2 separate regions of the Homo sapiens genome follow, and region 1 is linked to region 2. A link is a loop called in an ENCODE intact Hi-C map of the cell type or tissue named here. Cell type or tissue: endothelial cell of umbilical vein. All regions are shown on one strand. Each heading gives the region's core, and the rest is flanking DNA. Links, peaks and the distances in the headings are about the cores only.

Region 1 (2,931 bases), core at 316-2,815, 200 kb before region 2:
CCTCAGCCTCCCGAATAGCTGGGACTACAGGCCGCCACTGTGCCCAGCTAATTTTTGTATTTTTTTTTAGACAGGGTTTCACCGTGTTAGCCAGGATGGTCTCGATCTCCTGACCTCATGATCCGCCTGCCTCGGCCTCCCATAGTGCTGGGATTACAGGCGTGAGCCACCGCACCCGGCCTAACGATTTCTTTTCTCTAGTTTACTTTAAGAATCTGGTTTATTATACATATAACATGCAAAATACGTGTTAATTGACTATGATCATTAAGGCTTCTAGTCAACAGCAGGCTATTAGTAGTTAAGTTTTAGGGGAGTCAAAAGTTACACGCAAATTTTCAAATGCTTGAGGGTTGACTTGCCTCACCTCTGTGTTGTTCAAGGGTTAACTGTAATCATTTTTGAATGTAAGGACTCAAGTTATTCAAACTGAGAGCCATGTAGTTCCTGAAACACCCCTACCTTACTCCCAGTCTATCAGTCCCTCCTACACTCTTTCTTACCTACGCGGCCTAGAATATCTAAAGTCTTTTCATGAGTACCCTACATTTTCCAGTATCATTTACCTGGGGGTAAAAGTAGATAGTTGCCCTTGGTATACACTAGGATTGGTCCCAGGACCCCGTAGATCCCCAAATCATTTGATGCTCAAGTCTCTTATATAAAATGGTGCATACAGTATTTGCATATAACCTACACACATCCTCCCATATACTTTAAATCATCTCTAGATTACTTTTATGACTAATATAAATAGTTGTTATATTATTTTTAATTTGTATTATTTTTTACAGTTTTTATTTTTTCAAAAATTTTCAATCTCTAGTTGGCTGAATCTGAGGATGAGGAATCCACATATAAGGAGGGCTGGTTGTAATAAGGGGGGAAAGATGATAATTTGAGAGAAGTCATGCTTTAATTTTCTTTAAGTAGAAAACTGAGAGTAAGGCGAGGTTGAAGGGGAGTGACAAGGGATATAAGAAGACTTAAGGAGGTTTAGATAATAATTAAGTTAATGAGAAAACTGACAAAGACGACTAAGATTGATAGGCAGTTCTGAGAAACTGGTTGAGATTTGAGACCATGAATTTATAGGGACACCAATCTGCATAATGAGTGATTTTTCATTTTTTCCTGTAGCAATTATCAACTCAAATATAGAAGCTCTTTGGTTATTTCATTATAAATGCTTTATTTAGGCTATTTAATCCACTTTGTTTTAACTATCATCTATAAATAGATGACTACATCAAGATCCAGATTCCGAAACTCAGCTGTGAATTAGACATTTCCTGGATGTGCCACAGACAGCATCATTCAACATGTCACAAAGAGAACTCATCAACACAAGGATCATTCTAATCCTTATGATGCTTCAGAAAGAAAGAGGGGGCAAGAGCAAAACCAAGAAATGATGTCACTGACCATGGTGAAGAACCTCCAAAACTTTGCTCTTCCATAAAAGCAACAAAAACCTATGGGAAAAAAACTGTCAAAAGCAACCATTTCAGATTCTGGCAATTAATCAAGGCTTGCAGCAATCCATGGAAGTGTTTATTCAAGAAAAATGGCTGAATTTCTGTAAGAACAGCAAGCTTTGTAGTATTTTAACTTACTAGTCTCATTTTCCACTCCCCACCTCTGTGGCAGCCTTGAAAAATAACAGCCTGAATTCTTGGCACCATCTGGCAGCCACTAGAGGGGGTGGAACACAGCTGAGGCTCTTTCAAAGCCTAATTCCCAAATAATCATTCCCTGAAGACTCCACTTATAAAACTGTCATATTTAATCTGACTCTGTGAAGTAGCCCCATGAGAAATGCCTTCTCCCAGATGTAAGGCAGGGCATGTGTTTGTCTAAAACAATTAGAAGCAAGTATTTTAACTTCATGGATGCCCAAGACAGGGGATAATAATTGGGACAAACAATAGACTAACCAAAAGGCTTTAAAGGAAAAGCTAGCTGAGAGCTAAGAGATTCAGAAGAGCTTTAAAAACCTGTGACATATACACAGGAATCTAGAAGGTCATACATGTTTAGAAGGTCACACACGTTTAGTGCTGTGAGCCTGCTCAGAATAGCATGAGAAGGCCCTAACTAATCTGTGCCTAATCCTGAGGCTCTAGGTAAGCAGAAAGTGAAGGCTAAGGCAGAGATGTCAAATGACTGGCTGAGTGCTGAAGGCAAGCTGCAACATGCACACAGAACCTTTCAGCACAGGCTGAGAGACTCATTAGTTCCAAGGTGTTTAAAGAAAGAATATTTGAAAAATAGGTAAAAACTTCCCCAATTTGAAAAAAAAATAAATAAATAATAATCTGCATATCCAAGAAGCTCAATGAACTCCGAGTAGGTTAAATGCAGAGAGTCACATCGAGTCACATTATAATCAAACTGCTGAAAGACAAAGACAAAGAGAAAATCTAGAAAGCAGCAAGAGTAACTACATTTAGAGCCTTGGAAGACAATTAGCCTCTTGAGCCTTCAGTTTACTTATTTATGAAATGATGGGGTTGCACAAAATAATTTTCAGGAGTCCCTTTGGCTCTAAATCCTATTATCCTTGGCAGAGTTAACAGAAGTGTTTGCCTGATACTGAGGCATGCACATGAGGCTTAACAGAAAACTGTTCTGAATTCTTAAAATATAAAATAGTAAATCTCTCTCCCTTTTTACACTGTAGTCTCTCAAAATGAGTTTGTCTCCACTTTTTTAACATTTATGTTTTAATTTATATACAGTAAAATTCATTTTTTTGGTATAGAGTTCTATGAGTTTTGACAAATGCATTCAGTCACATAATCGCCACCAAAATAAACACACAGAAGAGTTGCTATCACTTCCAAAAATTCCTTTGTAGTGTCTCTTTGTAGTTGAACTCTCCCTCCTCCTTGCTTATGCCCTAGAAAACACAAATCTGTTCTCTGTCCT
Region 2 (2,931 bases), core at 197-2,696:
AAAAGACAAAAGCATTGCAATCACGTACACAAATAACTGCACAAGTGATGGGAAGCCAGTTTTCCGATACATAATCTGCATAGACAGCTGGAGGAGGAGTTTCACACTGGAGGTAGGTTCACTGGATGATGATGATTATTTTTTGTAAAGTACACAGAACATAAAATTGACATTTTAACCATTTTTAAGTGTATAGTTCAGTGGTGTTAAGTACATTCACGTTGTTGTGCAACCCTCACCACCATCCAACTCCAGAACTTTTCATTATTCCAAACTGAAACTCAGTACCCATTGAAGAGTAACTCTCCATTCTCTCACCCCTAGCCCCTGGCAAGTACCATTCCACTTTCTGTCTCTGAATTTGACTACTGTAGGTACCTCATATAAGTGGGATCATACAGTATTTGTCTTTTTGTGATTGGCTTATTTTGTGTAGCATAATGTCTTCAAGATTCATTTATATTGCAGTATATGTCAGAATTGTATTCGTTTTTCAGACTAAATAATATTCCATTGTATGTATATACCACATTTTGTTTACCCATTCATCTGTTGATGAACAGTTAGGTTGCTTCCATGTTTTAGCTCTTGTGAATAAAGCTGACTGGGTGCGGTGGCTCATGCCTATAAAACAACACTTTGGGATGCCAAGGCAGGCAGATTACTTTATAGCCTAGGAGTTGGAAACCAGCCTGGGCAACACAGCGAAACCCCTTTGCTATAACAACTATAACAACAACAACAACAGCAAATTAGCCAGGCATGCTGGTGTGTGCCTGTTGTCCTAGCTACTCAGGAGGCTGAGATGGGAGGATCGCTTAAGCCTGGAGAGGTCGAGGCTGCAGTGAGCTGTGCTTGTGCCACTGTACTCCAGCCTGGGTGACAGAATGAGACCCTGTCTCAATAAATAAATAAATATGCTGCAATGAACACAGGTGTACAAATATCTCTTAGAGACTTTCAACTCTCTTGGGTGTATACCAAGTAGTGAAATTGCTGGATCATATGGTAATTCTGTGTGTAATTTTTTGAGGAACTGTTATCCAATTTTCCACAGGCTGTGTCATTTTACATTTCCACCAGCTAAACACAAGGGTTCCAGTTCCTTTACATCCTCACTAATACCTGTTATTTTCTGGAGGTTTTTTTTTTGTTTTTTAATAATAGCCATCCTGATGGATGTAAAATGGTATCTCATTGTACCCTAGGATTTATTTTGTTAGGCCGGGTGTGTAAATTTGCACAAAGTTTTATAAAAATTAGATTTAGTTGGCAATACTGAAGATCAGAAGCACACAGGTAAAATTTCACATTTCTGTCTTCTCATGAAAAATCAAATGACCTGGTGGGCACTGCACTCTAATTCTTGCATAGATATTATTGTCTAGAGATGAATGGCTGCTGCCCCTTCTGGATATGGTGGGAGGTACACTCTAAGTTTTCTGCAGATCCCACCACTCCTTATTGCAACCCTCTTTCACACCCCAGATGATCACTTATTTAACTGGCTAAGCTTAGAAGCATTCGAATTTGCAACCAGTTTCTGACTTAAAAAGTATTAAAGATAAGATGGTCTTGTGAAATGTTAAATGTAGAACATTGAGTAGGAATATTTTTTTTCCAGGATTACTCTTCTCAAGAGTGAAGAATAAAATTTATTTGAAAGAAAAGTTGGAAAACTATAGCAATAGAAAAAGATATATAAAAAGATATATATGTATGTGTATATATATATACATTTATATCTTTTTATATACACACATATATCCTTTTATGCATAATATGCTCAACATTTACTATATACATACATATATAATATGCTCAACATTTAATCCACAAAAAATATTTGCTGGGCACCTAAATGTACCAGGTATTGTTGTAAGCACTTGAAAGATATCACGGAACAAAATAAGCATGAACCTTTGTCCTATCTTTGTAACACTTATATTCTAGTTGAAGGAGGGGTGCACAAAATAAACCATAAGCATAATTAAATAAGCAAATTATATTATATATTAAGTTTAAAAAGCAGGACACAAATTAGTAATTATAGTTAATATGCCAGGTAAAAACATACGTCTTTTAAAATGTAAAATAGTCAAAAATCTTAATAATTATATAGTTTTAAGATTTTATATCTTTTTGTATTCCAAAATTGTATTTGCATTGTTTTAATTCGGCGATTTAAAAATAAATTTAAATTTTTGTGGAAAATTAAAAAAAAAGTAGTTCATTCAGTTGTTGGGCACTAATTTTTTCACAAGAGGCTAAAAATAAATAAATGGTGTTCGGCCATCTGGTGCCCCAAATTCAGAGGTAGAGATTTTGCTTCTGCGTCCAAATTCGTGAATTTTTTTTCTATACTTAAAACAATACAAAGATTGATATCAAACTTGAACTTTAGGAAAACCTTATCTCCCAGAAACAGGAATCCTCAGGGCTTAGAGCAGGCATTCTATTTTTCCAGGGGTAAAACACATAATCTTAAATCCACATTTATTTGGGTTGAATATCTTTAATATTGATAAAAATGCTGATTTAGGAGCCACTCTTGGCATATATGTGTTTCCTTATTTTTCAACTAAACTTTATAATGCCTCCACCTTTAAATCTTTCTGAAAAACATTTCTATTGATGTATAAGTATATATATGTACATATACAGCTATGTATATATACACACATGCTATACATTAAATATATACACATAAACATATGTAATTTGATGAAGTTCTGCAAACAGAACATACCTGTTAAACCAATGCTAGATAAACAAAGGGAACATTTACAGTTCCCGAAAAAGCCCCCTACTGTCTCTTTCCAATCACCAAGCCCCCAAGGCTAATCACTTTCTGAATTTTTAACAGCACACTTTAGCTTTGGTTGTTTTGTGCTTTATGTAAATGGAAGCATAGAATGCCTCCGTCTGATG

What was found. A loop is a pair of places that touch in the nucleus more often than their neighbours do. Peaks named below come from ENCODE experiments on the same cell type or tissue, not always from the same donor. Only the 100,000 strongest peaks of a DNase experiment are listed, where the experiment ranks them.
Region 1: it touches region 2 in a loop (7-fold over the local background); 4 of 110 quality-filtered maps call a loop at or near these places.

What each region holds. Positions count from the first base shown.
Region 1 is chr7:21,496,054-21,498,984 of GRCh38, reverse strand. The region is part of intron 5 of SP4 (Sp4 transcription factor); the gene reads right to left. Among named protein-coding and RNA genes, the nearest start is that of MIR1183, 26 kb to the right of the region's middle. In endothelial cell of umbilical vein, for the core only: a CTCF peak has its summit at 1,703; no DNase peak of the experiment used is centred there.
Region 2 is chr7:21,299,341-21,302,271 of GRCh38, reverse strand. No RefSeq gene overlaps it. Among named protein-coding and RNA genes, the nearest start is that of SP4, 130 kb to the left of the region's middle. In endothelial cell of umbilical vein, for the core only: a CTCF peak has its summit at 1,404; no DNase peak of the experiment used is centred there.